Linked DNA regions of Mus musculus: region 2 is linked to region 1. A link is a loop called in an ENCODE intact Hi-C map of the cell type or tissue named here. Cell type or tissue: left cerebral cortex. All regions are shown on one strand. Links, peaks and the distances in the headings refer to the core of each region. The heading gives the core; the rest is flanking DNA.

Evidence for each region. Hi-C counts contacts between places; a loop is a spot of excess contacts. Peaks named below come from ENCODE experiments on the same cell type or tissue, not always from the same donor. Only the 100,000 strongest peaks of a DNase experiment are listed, where the experiment ranks them.
Region 2: it touches region 1 in a loop (5-fold over the local background); 5 of 42 quality-filtered maps call a loop at or near these places.

The regions. Positions count from the first base shown.
Region 1 is chr9:82,972,100-82,980,325 of GRCm38, reverse strand. It overlaps Phip (pleckstrin homology domain interacting protein), which reads left to right and starts at 4,837. Exons shown (of 40, transcript NM_001081216.1): 1 at 4,837-5,074; 2 at 5,180-5,238; 3 at 5,370-5,399; 4 at 5,593-5,652. The coding sequence starts at 5,035. In left cerebral cortex, for the core only: a CTCF peak has its summit at 4,340; DNase peaks (open chromatin) are centred at 4,512, 4,815, 5,712, 6,015 and 2 more places; H3K4me3 peaks cover 2,950 bases; H3K27ac peaks cover 2,750 bases.
Region 2 is chr9:83,321,185-83,329,410 of GRCm38, reverse strand. Gm46122 (a long non-coding RNA gene) reads right to left here. Exons shown (of 2, transcript XR_001779247.2): 2 at 611-5,298. Among named protein-coding and RNA genes, the nearest start is that of Gm46122, 8.6 kb to the right of the region's middle. In left cerebral cortex, for the core only: no CTCF peak of the experiment used is centred there; DNase peaks (open chromatin) are centred at 2,735, 3,203, 3,654, 3,942 and 1 more place; H3K27ac peaks cover 2,249 bases.

The sequences.
Region 1 (8,226 bases), core at 2,038-6,037:
ACATATCTCAATAGGATAATGTTGGTATTACTCTGTAGGTGTATGATGGACAGCCTAGTGCTGGCTGGCCAGTAACGTTTCAGTAGGAGAAAGCAACAAGGGTCAGGGGAGGAGGCCTTGCAAAATAGGCACACGTATGAAAACAAAAACAACCTGCAAATACTCTATAATAGGCCTCCTATTTTCTAATTCTGAAATTGGGGAGAATATTTTTGATTAACCGAATGGGTTAAATCTAATGTCATCTCTTTAAACTTCACTAAAAACTAAAATTAATTCTCAATTTTGAGTTAGACTTGACTTCTACTGGCAATCTGAAAGCTTAGGTCTTATTCCTTTGAACGGTTTTCCTTCCTCACCAACAGGTCAACTTTGGTGTCTTTGGTTCCTAGTATTTTTCTTATGAAGACATTTCTCAATATTTGTTGGATAAGCCTCCCTCCCTTCTCCCCAAAGTTGATTTTCATTACTTGGGGGTCTTGAAGTTTAGGAATTAAGTATTTATAAATACAAGAGATTTCTTAACTCTGGTCCTGAAATCCTGTCTTTAAAAAAAATCACACCAATAATACTATATTTTATTTAAAATACCACCAGCAGCAACTTTCCGGAGCCTGGGCATCCTCCTCTCCATCCACCTTCCTTTTCCAGTGTTCTCTCTGAGTCCAGCCCCCTCCCTGTCCATCAAACACCTTGCTAGGATAATACATGCCTGCAGACTTCTGTATGTGTTCTCTCCTCTGGAACAGCCTTTTTCTAAGTCATCTACTGTGCTGCTCTGGATCTGGGAGGAATATGTTCTAAAACTGTTTTTCTTCTGTAATATCTAACTGTACTGTTAAAGTCATAAAGTGGTTTTAAACAATGTATATGGATTTATCCATGAAAGTATGTATTTCTTTTACAAACTAACATGCAACAATTGTAAACTACAGGGGTTACTTAATTAGGAGGAAAAAAAAGCTTGAATAAATTACTAACATTAAAATAAGAAAGGGAACATACGATTATTGGAATTTAGCTAATATTTGTTACAGATTATAAGAAAATGTACTACAATTTATGGGAAAAGTTTTCAGTGATCTCGTAAGGGGGAATCATTAAATAAAATTAAATAGCAAAACCAAAACACCCCCCCCAACCCAAACAAACCAACAACAAACATGTTATCAAATGATGGAGTGGTTTACTAAAGTACATTGACCCTGTTCTTTCTGAAGGTATCAAAACACTATAGCTGCTCATGAGATTCAGATTTGATAGTCACGGGTTGAAGAGACAATAGGGGGTGAGAAGAAACAGATTGGCATGGCAGAAGACGCAGAAGTGGAGAGCATGCCACAGCAGTGTGGATGAGCAGAATATGCCCCCCAAAGGCCCTTATGGTAGCATGCTACATTTTGTTCCTCAGGGCAAATAAATAGGTTTCTGCTTTATTTCACTGAGTGAAACTTTTTGCTCTGAAAGTAGCAAATGGGCAGAGAATATATAGCTGAATTGTAGTTGGCTGGCACAGCAGGAGCAAGAAAACCTGGGTTCACTGCTCAGCCTTACAAAGTATCAAAACAAAACAAAACAAAACAATGTAATTGCTCACCTAAACCTCATAAGGGTAACATAATACCAGTCCAGAACCATGACTTACAGATAAGGTCAGCCCGGAATCCAGTTTTAGCTTTGTGTCAGACACCATACTATAGGAGAGAAATCAAATTTTATAAAAGTAGTAGAACTTTAAAGTTTATAATTAGTGTCCATCTTATTCTAGAGAAGACGTAAATGGCAGAGTTGATCCAGTATGGAATTTCACAGAAACTTGGAAAAAGTTTATAATCCTTCTAAAGAGACTATCAGATAAAAATTAGTTTTTGCTTTCAAGAGTTCTTTTCTTCTTTGATTTTGTTTGTTTGTTTACTTGTTTGTTTTCTGTTTTTTTTAGCTTCTTAATTAAAATGCACTGAGAAGTACTTTTTAATGGTATTTTTTGGAGTACATAAAAACCATAAAGGACTAGAAAGGGGTATGGATTGAATTTAAACTGTCTTTATAGAGAAACAAATCAACTGTGGGAAGAACTATGCACACCTCTGCTTTGGGAACAAAATACAGGATTTCTAAACAAGAACTTGTATTTGATAAGCATAGACATTTTGCATACACATGCACAATAAACGACTTAGCAATCTCAGTTAACCGAAATATTCTATGCTTGATGTTAAAGAAAGCGAAGTGATTTGGTTTTGTTTTTTTCAAAAGATAAAAGTCAAAAGAATGGACTTAGCAAGATGCAATTTAACAACTAGGGCTAAAAACAACACATTTTTTGGACTGAAAGAATTAGAGAAATCCTAATTTTTGTCAAGCACTCTTTATATTTTACGAAAAACAACCATAGGAATTAATTTAAAGGCAAGCTTACAACTGTTTTCAAAAGAAACTAAAAACATTGTCAAAGTTAGCCAAAATGTTAGTAATGACATGTTTAGAAGGAAGCAGGCTTTCCTTAAACAGTTTTTTATTTTTGTTTTCAGTCTCAAGAAAAAGCTCCCATGGCTTCTGCATGGAAAACATACATGGTATCATGCTAGCCTCCCATGTCTCCTAACACCTACAAAACTTTATCCAGATACAGTTTACATTACTTGCCAAAATTTGATTTTTACCTCTCAAGGGCAAAACATCTAAGAGGAAGAATTAGATTAGTGTTGCGTGCAGAACCAGCAAGCCTCAAGTAGAATTTTTAGTTCTCAAAATCTGTTCATTTAAAGACCTTCTCAATGAAGTACCTAAATTATTTGAAGGACATAATGCATTTTAAAAAGTTAAGATAAAACAACATTAGTCACATAAATAAATACAATTGCAAAGGCATATAAAATATGTTTTATGCCTAATTATTCAGAAGCAGGCTACTTTACCTAACATTGTAAGACTAGGATTACACGTTTTAAAAATGCAAACATGTCCAGATTCTGAGGCTAGCCACACCAGTTTAGGGGCAGATCTTATAATACTGTAGCATTAGGACCAATCGGGGTAACCTCTTATTTTTATTGAGTTACAAAAGGCAATTTTACATCCATGATTCCAAAGGGGGTTGAGACGGTTTCCTCGTGCTCACATGTGTGAGAATGTCTGGTGTTTTAGTGCTCTTGCAGTACAGCCTAAGGCGGCTGCAGCATTTCCCACTAGGAAGGCAGGGAGCTAGGAGGGTGCAGGGCTTGAGGAAACAATCCCGGAAAACCACAATCCAGCTTCTTGGTCCTTACCTCACAAATTACCTTTTAAAATCAGACCCATAAAATGCAGCTTATTATCTAAGAAATTCAAAGAGGATCTTTTGTTAAGGATTAACAAAAGAATGACTAGCCTAATTCTCTTTAAAAGGCCAACCTTTAAAAAAATTGAACTCTCAAAGTCTTTTTGGAAAGTGCTTAATTCATCTGGAGATAAATATCACTCGGTGTCCTTGTTTTTTAACAAACGGCCTTTTCCATTGTTTCCATTAATTTCACCCATATTCGTTTTAAAAATAACAAGGCCCCTATCCTCATCAGCAAAACACAGATGAACGATGTATCATATAAAACCAGTAATTACATTAGGATTTACGAAAAGATTTTTGTTTCTGCTTTTCGCCAGTTTTTAAGAAGTCTTCCCGTGATTAACTGTAAACAGGAATGGTTTACACCGTAAATTAGAAGCCATTAATTAGCATGACGAAGTCAACTGCAAGATACACAGATAATTTAAATTATTTAATCACTAATCACCTTTGCTAAACTGTAATATACTCTTTCAATAACCTTCGGTAGGTTATCGACCGTGTCAGTAATTTACCTCCATATCAGTTAGAGATAAGTATTAGCTAGCGCCCTTTCCTTTCCTTCAGGTTTATATTAGCCCTTCTTGTAAACACTTTAAAAAGCTTTAAGGTTCTTCACTTCCAAATCCCTAATTAGCCATCACTAGCCTTTTTGTAATAAGTGGGGGAAAAGATGAGCTGAAGTACAAATCTGGAGTTCCTCTTGCCCGTTTATCAAAACAAAAACATTTTTTTTTTTTAAACGAACGCTTCAGGCGATGGTAGTAATAAAAGAAATATGCAGAGGTGGCTTCGGGGAATAACGGGTTTGCAGAACGCAAGTGGCTCAAAAAAAAAAAAAAAAAAAAAAAAGCCCGAACCTCTATTGCAACCCACGGCACTCCAATAAATTACACAACACTTGCCCAGGCTGCAGAAATATCGCAGGACAAGACTTACACGGATGCCAATCCGCAGCATTTATACACATGCACATGGCAAGACTGAAAGCAAACACTAGCGTTCAAGTCGGGCAGGGCAGCGCGATCCCGACTTGGCCCAGCTTGAGAGTGCTCGCTGAGAGTCTCTGTGCGTGCGTGAGAGTGAGCCCAGTCCTCCCGGCATTTCCCCTCTTTGAGCAGTTTTGCTTCATTTGTTTCCTATTTCTGCTACATAGAAACTAACTTCCATCTCAACCCAGCCAGCGCCGCTGAATAGAGCCTGTGCTGCGGCTCCGTGTGCGTCAGATCCCTCCGCGCAGCCGTGCCGGCCCCCTCCTCCCCTCCCTCCCTTTCTCCCTCCCGCCCGCGGCCTCTTTAGAGAAAGCGCCCGCCAGGCAGCCCGCCGCTTCGGCTCCGACATCTCCTCGCGCTGGAAATAAATAAATAAGTGGCGGCCCAGGGCGCGCGGAGCGACGACCGCGCGGGCGCGGGCCTAGGCCGAGGCACTCCTTTTCCCGCGGGGGGCGGGGGCGGCGAGTGCGGGGCCGCGAAGGCGCGGACTCCTTTCTGCGGCGGAGGGATCCCGGCGGAGGCGGCCGCAGCCGGGGCCGCTGCCTGAGAGTTGTTGTTTCCTCCTCCTCCTCCGCCTCCGCCGCCGTTGCTTGAATGGTGGAGCCGAGGCTCGGCTCGTGAGCACACACTGACAGCTACAGGGCAGGCGGCGGCACCGTCCCCGCGTCCCCTCGGCGGCGGGGTGTCCCGCCGGCGGCCCCGAAGTGACCCGCAAACATGTCTCGTGAGAGGAAAGGCCTCTCGGAGCTGCGATCGGGTAAGTCGGGCGCTGCGGGGCCGCCGCGCCGGGCGGACTCGCCCGCGGGCCCCCGCCCCCCGCGGCCGCTCAGCCCGTGTCTCCCCGTCCTTCTCTCCCGCGCAGAGCTCTACTTCCTCATCGCCCGGTTCCTGGAAGATGGACCCTGTCAGCAGGCGGCTCAGGTAGGCGGCGCGCGGCGCGGGGACGGGCGGGCGCTCGCGGTGGCCGCCCGCGGGCGTGGGGGAGGGCGGCGGCGGCGGCGGGGCCGCGGCCCGGGGCGCGGGGGCTCAGCGTCCCCGCTTTGTTGTTGCAGGTGCTGATCCGCGAAGTGGCCGAGAAGGAGGTAAGGGCGCGGCGGCCCGGCGCCGTCCCGCCGCCGCACGGCCTCCCCCGGGCCGCTGCGCAAGCTCGGGCGTCCGGCGGGGCGCGGGACGCGGGGCGCGGGGGGTCCCCGGCGGGGCGCGGGGCGGACTGGGGAGGGGAGCGGCGTCGGTCCGGGCCGGGGGCCGCGCTCACCGGGCGTCCTGTCCCCGCAGCTGCTGCCCCGGCGCACCGACTGGACCGGGAAGGAGCACCCCAGGACCTACCAGAATCTGGTGAGACATTCCTAGCGCACTGCAAAGAAACTTTTCCCCGAGTCGAATAAAAATTGAATTTCCCGCAATTTTTTACAGAGACAAAAACTTGGCCCCAGAACGGGAAAAGCTGCAAAGGCCACGGGGAGGGTTGGGAGGCCGGAGCGGGGGCTGCGGGGGGCGGCAGCCGGGGGTGCGGGCGCCCCGGGGCCGCGGGGTCCGCGGACAATTTATTTGTGATATTTTGTTAATGTGCTAGAAATAAAGATACGTCATGAGTGTTGTGCAGTGCAAGGCCAGAGGAGGAGGGGCCGGCGCGCGTATCCGCGCGGGGGCGCGCGCGCGGCGGCGGCGGCAGCGGGAGCGGCGCAAGCCTGGAGAGCGCGCTCGCCAGCTCCTTGCTTGCTCTGCACGCGCGGCCGGCTCAGCTTTCTCCAGCTCCACACAATAGCTGGTGACTAACTGCTCCGAAGTGGCATTAGCATTTCACAAGAAGGCCTTTGAGCCGCGGAGGAACCTTGGCAAGATTTTTTAAAATTTTTTTTCCCCCTTCTCCTCTGTCTTTTGTTTTCTGTAGATTCAGACCCAGATTTTTAATTTTATTTTTTTTTAATCTTTGTTTGGTTGGAGGCGTTCAGATAGATATGGTAGTCACCCAGCGGCACATTGTGCATTATACAAACAGATCTGCCGAAGTATAAACCTGGAAGTTTTAATAGGCGTTTTCCAATTTTGCAGATTCTTGGGGGATATTACCTTCTTTTATTAAAAGTCATTTATAGAGGTCATTGAAGAATTGTGGGTTTTATCTGCATAGTTGCCGTGGGGTGGACCTTGGCTTTTAAGTTTTTGTTTATATTGAGATGTTTTTCTTTAATTGATTGAAAAACAATGTTTTTATAGTTGGTGAGTTTTCAAAGGCAATAATTTACAAACAGTTGCTTTCCATACGTGGAGCTGACACGAGTATGGTGAATGGTAAGGTTCTCTTAGTTTACTTGAGTAAAGGAGCTGCAGGTTTCACAGCCTCTTCTTTGCCTAAGAGAAGTTGATACAGTTGTTTGTGTGAGTGTGCTGCATAGTCAGTCTCACCAGGGCCCATTGAGCAGTTGAAATTTAGGCAGTGCACTGACAACAATGTTTGAGATCAGTTTCTGACTCTTCGAGGTAGTTGTGATTACTAGTGCTTTCAGGGCTGTAGGGTTAGGCAGTTTTAGTAGTTCAGAATGAGTGTCTCTGAGGGCATGGCATGATTGTGATAGCTTTTGCTTGGTTTTGAATATGAGTCGCATAGCTTTCGTGTGTGCATTTTATGATTTAATATAAACCACTGGTTACCGTGTGACTGTTAAGGCCGTAGAAACCTAGTGGAGGGTGTTTTCGTTTCCATGCTTCCAAGTTAATTTTCAATATCGAATTAGGGAAGTTCAGTCAGTTACTTGGTCCAAAGTGATTGAAATTTGAACTAAACTCCCGGGTTTACTATTTGCAGTATTGGTAATTTTTACATTTATGCTTTTTACACAAATCTTCAGTGTATTTCCATGCCTTTCTGGCTGTTTAAGAAGAAAACAACTCTAAAAATACTGTTACAATGATACAGCTTTTTTTTTTAAACCACACTCATCTTTTCCTTTCTTTAAATATCCCACAAATCCCAAGTCATTGAAAATGAAAGTCTTGTTAACTTAAGAATCTTTAAGTAATGCTATGTTTTTTTGAACTAAGCAACTAATAGTGTTTTTGACCAAATAAATGCTGGGAATGGTTAATCAGTGTAGGAATATCACTTTGTTTACTGAAATTAATTTTAGAGGTGGTTCATAGGCCCAAATAGTAATAAAATGAAGTATTTGTAGTCAGTTTTTCAAACTTCATAAATTGTGGTTGTCTGTATGTTATTTATCAAAAGCCACCTGTTTTGCTTGAAGGTGATTTTTCTTGTGAAGAGGTTTTTACCTCAGCAGTTAACGATGGCTTTACTCTAAAGACAGGTAAAATTCTCACTGGAACTTGTGTTTGGTTCCTGCCCTCTTATTTACTCAGCATAGAACTGCACTGGACACAGGGCACCCTTTGAAATGCTTTCACACCCAGTAAGCTGTATGCTGAGGTGTGGGAGAGTATGGGTTGACTTTATGTCACTTTAATTTTGATTTTAGGTAGCTTTAAAACATTTTGATTGTCATGTTTTTGAGCATATTGGTACATATGAAAAATTTGTTTTGGTAAATACATGCATAGTTGCTTAAGTATTCTGTGTCTTAATTCAGTTTCATGACTTAAAAGTTTTTCTTTTTGTACATCAAATTGAATTAACAAGAATTAATTTAAAATTATTTGGTGACTAAAAATGTAGTTTCAACTTCTACTTGAAAATGGTTTGGAGTATTAACTGATAAACTGGATAGTAATATGAGCAGAAAGATACATGTGAAATTGGAATTTTCTAGAAAATCTTTAGGAAAGAGAAATGTTTGTACTTAATGAGTTTAAAAATAATATCAACATTGATAGCTTCTAAATAGAATTCCAATGTCATTCAGTTTTGGCCTAGAGGAAAATGGAGTGTTTAGTGCAGTTTTGAAAGTTTTG
Region 2 (8,226 bases), core at 2,087-6,086, 350 kb before region 1:
GCACCGCCCAGGGGAAGGACTCGAGTCATGAAAGGAAATATAAAGAGTTTTTTTTTTTTCTATCGTCAACTCTTTTGTGGCTTATGCGGAGGTGTGAGTGCGTAGCAGTGTAATAGGCAGTGGAAGTGTAAAATTCCAAGAGCAGTGGCACAGGCACAGAACAACAGCTCTTCTAACCGATAGTTCCCTGGGATAGAAAGAGTCTGAGACTGGGCGAATGCTTGAGTGACTATGTTAATCTAGCTGTGTGATGTTTTGTTGGTGAATTTGTATCAAAATGACTTTTGTTCTACACACACACACACACACACACACACACACACACACACACGCACGTGAGTGTGCCAGGACACCTAATAAACTGTAGTATGCAACCTGTGGGGATCACCAGTGCCGGTGACCCCCAGTCATACCGCTCATTGTAAGTGATACACTTTGGACCGCAGGCAGGACAGTTCGTTCAGTGTCCTTCAACATTACACACCGAATGTGGACTGTGGAAATGGAAAGTTGGTGGCCTCGGATAACACCAAAAACAACACCAGCATTTTCAGTAGCCTAAGGATTCATACCACAGTTGAGGTTCACAGTCGGAATTCTTTAAAGACAATTTTGAAAAAAAAATGTTCTAGTTTATTTTTTATTTAGTTTCATTGCAGATACTTCTTGACCACCTGGTGTGCTGGAGTAAAGTGCCAGGACCAGAAGAATAAAGCTTGAGTGTTTCATGGCATCACTTGGAGACATGAGGCCCCTGGTGCTCCTCCAGGCATAAAACACGGGCCAGGGCGCACACACCACTCCCACCCTTCTCCAGCCGCCGAATCAGTGTGAGATGGGGAGAGAGCAGATGTTATTTTACTACTTTGTTTCCACCAGTTGTCAGACAATACTCTCTGAAACCGTTTCTCATGGCAGACAGCTTAGTAGCCACAACAGACTTTTCAAACTCTATAATTTTATCAATTCGCTCTTTTTTTAGTACTCAAACTCTGTTCAAATCATAAGTCTTGGCAAGCAAAATTACTAGAAACACATGGAGTCCGAGAGTAATCGAACTCAGGAGTATCAACGGCATTTGTAAAAGTGTAATTATAATATATATATATGTATATATGTATATACATATATATATATTATAATGCATATATAATCGAACTCAGGAGTATCAACGGCATTTGTAAAAGTGTAATTACATATACATATACATACACACACACATATACAAAACAAAATTACATATTATATAGTTATATAAAATAAAATTTGTTTGTGTGAGTGTGTGTGTGTACATGAAAATGTGCGAGTGTGAGGCGCTCAGGCCTGAATTCCGGAGTCTGGCTCTGGTGGAGAGCAATAGAAGTCCAGAGGTGACGGGCAGCAGAGGAGAGTCACATCCATGGGCCCCTCTGCTCGCACCTTGCACACCTTGCTCAGCCTCCCATTGCAGACTTGCTGCTCCCAGTCTGTCCTAGAGTTTATGACCTAACATGGCAACTAAGAAGGAAAGGGGAGGAAAATCAAACAGCCAAGCCACTTTCAGAACAATAGATGAGCAACTAACAAATAACGTATTTTCTGACGGAAATTGAATTGTCAAGTTAAGAATGAGTTTTGTGTCCTCCTGTGGAAGTCAAGAAGAGAGACAGACACTAATTAAAATTCTAATGCATGCAGAAGTTAGTGAAATGGTAAAGTGAAACCCACTGAGATTTTCCCAGTCCCCTAAATCTTCCCATTTTCACCTGTCTTTCTTGTTGTTCAAGAGATATTTAAACGCAGACCACAGCCCCGTGTCATTATATTTCCATCTGTGCTTCTATGTGCATCTCTTTAAAATCAATAAAGTTTGCCTAATAATTACTCTACTACATTAGTATATTTCTAAATAACAATTCACTATTTAAAAGAAAATATATGAGGTAGGGCACTCATGAGATCCAGGTTATCCTCAGCTACTTATATATATAGAATTTGAGACTAGCTTGGAATAAATAAGATCCCAAGATTCTGCCCCTCCCCCAAAAGAAAATAGTTCCTATTTTGATAGCACCCATATACATATCATACTAAAAGTAGATAAATTTAGTATCTATATCCATATAAAATAAAATACTTATTAAAAGATAAAAAAGACGTAAAACTAAACTTGAAGTAAAAATAAGACAGCAAATTAAGCCATCGACAAAAGCATTAAGTACCAATATCCCCTGGAGGTCTTAGTCTGACTTTACATTCAACCAATTGCTTCACTAGGGCTCAGCCAGCAGAAAACCCTGCCAGTCACAAGATTCAGTGTCTATAAAGGAGAAATAGCATCAGTTCTCTGGAGAACATAGCTTTCCCTGTCCCTAAAGTCTGTGTGGAATATCTCCTTGATATCTTCATGAAGACAGTGTGAGATTTATTAGACAATACACTTTCAAAATCCCCACAATAAATACAAAAGCCATTTTATGCTGCTCCAGTTAGCATGCCCCAGTGGTGGGATACAGCAGAGAGCCGTGGTTTGGTTCAGTAAAAGTCCTCGGGTAGGGCCAGAGCCTCCCCTCACATCCACCTGCCTGCCACCCTCCCAAGACAGAGCATAAAGCCCGTTCATTTCAGATAAGCGTTTAATCTGCCTTGCAGACTCCCTGCATCCCAATTCCCCCATTAATAACACAGTCCTAATTTTAAAAACTAAAATCCAGCTGTTACTACTTTTAAGTGCTGTTATCCATCGCAACTCAGCATGACACCGAATGTGTCTTCCACATTCATTCATCATTCTTGAATTTGGCCCAGACACTGGATTTTCTTTCCCCGTTGTTCAGGAAGGGTGCAAATGCCAAAAGCAATCAATCTATGCAGCAAATCAGTGTGAACAGCTATCAGGGGGAAGGACTAACCCTGAAGCAATTCTCTTTTTCTTTTCTTTTCTTTCTTTTTTCCTTCCTTTCTTTCTTTCTTCTTCCTTTTTTAAAAATAGCAGCTGAGTTTGTCTTTGGATCTAATAACTACAATACCCATGAACTAAAGGGTGGCATCTCTCTTCAGTTTAAACACACACACACACACACACACACACACACACACACACACACACACACACACACACACACACACCTCTTCCCCACAGCTAGCTTTGCGGAGTTCCCAAGCTGCAGGAACAGCTTGAGGCTGGGGGCGGTGTTCCTACTCTGTCATTGGTGATGCGGGCTGGGCAGCCCAGGCATCTCTCTCCCTCTGTGCTGCGGCATGGATCCTCCTTAAGTACTTGGCTTCCCAGCATCCTGCTACCTACTGAGGCTATCTGTGGAGGTGCAAAAAATGCAATTTCTTTGTGTCCTCTGTGAGTGTGACATAGCTCATCACGTTTTTAAAGATTTCCTCTTGGCTTCTGCTAACAGCCTTTGCTAGCTTCCTGCGGTTCTGCTTAGCACAGGCCTAAATAAACCTGTTTGATGTTGCAATCTCTCAGGAGTCCAACCAGAAAGCATCCTGAAATCATATATTTATGTGCGCTGACAGCAAGGAACAATAAAAAAATAAAAAATCGGAGTACATAAATAATTTCTTATGAAATGTAAGAAAAGGAATGAAAAGAAGACAAAAATATTTGGGGGAAATTTGAACATACCCACAGTGGTAAAATATGTCCTATTCACACATCGCAGGCTTTCCCGGGTAGAACATTCTCGTTTTAAACCCCCAGCAACAGCTCCAAGAAACAGCTCTTTGAAAATTCTGTTTCAAGGAAGCATCCTTGTATGCCTTTAAGATTTTTGCCTTCTGAAAATTATTGCAAACAGCATGAAAAACACCAGTTCAGGAAACAGCATCAAGGTAATGGATGACCTTTTAAAATAGGGGGATAAAAATATTCAGGAAATACTATGCTCAAGTCACTAATGTTAACACTTAGATAAAAATTATTCCCTGTAGGCAAGAAAGTAGGCAAGATGCCTGCAGTGTAACACATAAAATAAGAATGTCAGGGAAATAAACTTAGGCAAGCCTGTAGCAGTTCTTGATCACTTTAGAAAGCTATTGGAGAGGCATCCAGGGGGTAGAGAAAGGCTGGAAACATGATACATACGCTGGAAATATCAGCTCACCTTTATCTTCCGGTAGACCACAGAGAATTTTGCTTTTAGCCTAGGATATTTAGATTTATTCTATTTTCTGGATTACTTTGGAAAAAATGTTAATTTTTGCTTTGCCACAAATTAACTCTTCCAGACACACTCATTCAGCTTTACTTTTGGGTTTATATTTATAATTAAATACATCACGAGTATGCCAAGTACAGTCTTTAATTTGAAGTCTTCACATTGAAATACCTAGTGTTGTCTTACTTTCCCGTTTTTTCTTATTTATTTGCTTGCTAAATTCCAAACCACAAATTATACCTGCTTCACGGTGACCCCGTCTTGATTGAGGGCCTTGTGTTCATACCGTGTTCAGTACCTGTAGACTTATAGTGCAATCAAGGAACTCACAGTGACATTTAAAAAAATTAAACTGGAGGTTAAAATTTGGATAGTTGTTTGGAAAAATTCAAACTCCAATGTTTAAAAACAGGAAGGATTTGGGATTTAGAGGCCATTCTATATAGAAAAGTGTGTCATAAAACCCCTCAGTCAACATGGGAGAGCTCATGTGGAATGAATTCTTGCAGAGGCGTGTAGAAGTCATTTTCCTTTGCTTATGGTGGATTACAAAAGCTATCCTTATGGCAAAACCCAGTGTAAGGTCTGGAAGGTGTTGTGTCTGCAATGCCCCGTTTAGTGCCACTGGGGGAAAGAGGGGGCCATTTACTCAAAGACTCCATCAAAACCACAGCCAAAGAAACCAGCCACTGAGATCAGAGTACAAGAGGAGCAAACTCCAGGAAGCTGTGGTTATGATTAAAGTTTCGTAATAAGCTGTTCCACACTGCTTTAGAAGTTACATTGTTTCAAGTACCCCACTCTTGAAGCACCGAGCACCCTTCTGGAACTCACCCATTTCTCCATCCACCATAGCTGAAAGTCTTTTCCCCTCTAATTAAGGGCTTCCAATTCTTAATTGCCTAAATCTCTCTGGGGAAGTCTCAATTCACAAATCACAGATTGATTTGTTTGTGGTGGGACAAAGTCACTGCTTTTCCCTGTAGTCTTAAATTCTCGTCTAAATACCTGTAAGAATCTATGATTGGGGTCATTCTTTATATAAAGTAGTAGTATATTACAAGCGGGGGATTCTTAATGGCTTAATCCATATTTAGACTCACCATAGGCACCGAATCCCAAGTTTTATAATCAGGCTGCAATACTGGAATAAAAAGAGGGATGGGGATTAGAGAAAATCCTTTAATTCCCTACATGATATTCTAATTTGAAGTAATAAATGAAAGTGAATATTCACTTATTATTAAAAAAAACGTAATCCTTTATAGTTTTTGCAGGATTCACAGAGTTCTGAATATACTGGGAAACTAGTTTTCACATAGCATGTCCTAGGACTTCATGGCCAACAAAATATCTTCATTAAATCGAGAACAATGACCCCCAACTGCTTCATCATAAGTATATTCTGGTGTTGATGTTGACATTGTTTGACGTATGTGGACTGGTTTATCTTACAAAGAAGTGATTGGTTTTTCTGCCACTTCCCCAGCCAATTGATGTCAAGCACATTATGTTATTTTAATTATTATTAATATGAGTAGCAAGACATAGAATTATTATTTCAAATACTGGGCACCATGATAGGAAAACAGAAATTGAGAATACTTTTTTTGAGGCAGGATGTCTAAGTACGGTAGTGGTTATTTGAACATCAGCTACATAGCCTGGTAAGTGTTACTCATTGAAACGGTAAGAAATTATTTATGAACTTCTATTAGTTGATATCATTAGGGCATTGTTTTTAAACTTTACTATTTGGGGTCCTGTAGTTCTTAAAAATAAATAAAATGATCCGAGCTAAATAGCTTAGAAACCACAACTGATGTCAAGTGCTTTAATGCTAACATTTACAGATGTGTGCACATGTTGTGTGAGAGTCATCGAAACTTGCCATGTGCTCTTTCATTCATTCATTCCTTTGTTTCTTCCCACAATCAACTGATACAGAATCTCCCAGCAAGGAGCATCCCTTAGAGAGCTCAGCTCCCAGGTTTCTGTTGTGGCTCTCCATCTGAAAATGCCTGTGACTCATGCTATCTTCTCCCCAAGGGGCAGTCCAGCTGCCCATTTCTACCATGTGATCAAGACACTGGATGTACCAGGATCCCAAGGGACCTCCTCTACTCCAGACATTCCCATCTAATCAGTATGAAAAAACGTCCATCGGAGTAAATGCCACTTTAATTATAAGCTTGCTTCGACTGGATTAGATTCAAAATAAGCACGTTTGTGACAAAAATTAGATCGGAGAAGCAAAATTAGTAATAGAGCTACTGGGACAAGAGTCCATTTTTATTTTACGATGAAGTGGTTTTCATTTCTAATTCTCACTTTAATATGTAGGCCATTATCCAAAGCACACATTGATTCGCAAGTAATTCAGTTTCCTTTTCTGGGACTTGAGGTCTACTGTCTCTCTCTCTCTCTCTCTCTCTCTCTCCATTTCAAGGCACATGAAATTTGGATGCAAGAGAGCTACAGAGGATAAGAAGTATCAGCAGATGCTTTTGTCAGACATGGTTTCAAGTTCTGACTAGGACACTTTTTAGCAAATCAACCCAGGTGCCATATTTATTTCTTTATGCTTGACCTCTTCAGCCCTAGGATAGCAAGTGATAATACTTATTTCTTAGAGGGTGACTTTAAGGTTACATGAGCAAGTGTCCGTAATGCCTTTGGCAGATGGACTGGTAAATATAGTAATATTACCAAAGAAGTTTTAGTTATTGAAATGAAAAGGAGGATGCTTGCTAGATTCATGTATAAAGCCTGAATGCAGAAGACCAAGCTTGTACTCTAGGCTTGGCTTTGTCAGAACTGTGAGACCTGAAAGAGGCTGTTTTGCCTTTGTGTTGTCTTACATAGGAATAAAAAGACCCATATGACAGGCATGGTTCCGAGGTGCCCTGTCGACTAAATATAAGCTTCTTCTAAAAGATTACCTCATATCTACTTATATATGTGGAATAAAGTAACCAGGAAATTTTTCTCTGAGATGCCCTGATAGTAATTACTGGAACAATTATTACATAAAGATTCTCAGTGGCATCTGTTTTTTTGGCCCTGTGGTTGGGAACATCTCTTATAAAAACCATCCAAGTTATAAGGAAGCAGACTCCTTACTGCTGGTAAGGGGCTGTGTGACTAGAACAGGCAGAGCTATAAACATGTCTTTGTTCTGTACATTCATATGACAGATTTAGCTATACCAAGAGGCCAGCCAGTACAGCAGGCCCTAGGCTTGTAATAGGCTCTAAACCACAGCAGTCTGTTGCTGATAATGTGGAAGAACCAAATACCTCAGATGTTCTAAAAATGAGACTTCCTTTTCTAGTCAGAGATAAAAATACTGTCTAGAAAGCAGCTGCATTATAGTAGGACACACAAAAGAGAGTACAGGTGGTTAATTTTATGTCACAATATGACAGAGTTAAAGTAAAGCTACTTTTTGATACCCATGAGGCTATGTCTATAAGGTACTCGTGTGTGTGTGTGTGTGTGTGTGTGTGTGTGTATGTATGAGATTATACTTGTGAGGGTCTGTGTGTGCTTGTAAGTAGATGAGTGCATGTGTGCTTATGAGTGTATGCACGTGTATATGAGAGCATACTTATGAAACTTTGGGGGAAATGGAGAAAGGGAAAGAGGGATAGGGAGGAGGCAGGAAGGGAGAGAGAGAGAAACTGAAATATTGCCCGTGAGGCCATGTCTATGAGTCCTTCAGTGATTTGTCTAGAAGGCACTAGCACTTGAGTTAGTGAGCTGCAGACCTTTTCTATCAGGCAGCAACATCAAATCCACCGATGGCCTTAATAGAACAGGAACGTCATAAGGGAACAACATTTTCCTCATTTCCATCTGAAGTTCCCCTGAGAGCTCCGAGCCTCTGACCTTCGGATACCACAACTCACATCAGCTCCTACCATTGCATTGACAACCCTGGGTCTCTAGCCTATGGATAGTGTATTTTGGCACCTTTTGACCTCTCTCACCACACAGAACAGTGCCCTAAACACACCTCCTTCTGCAGGTTTACCTTCCCTATGTGTTCTGTCCACTTGGAGACCCATAT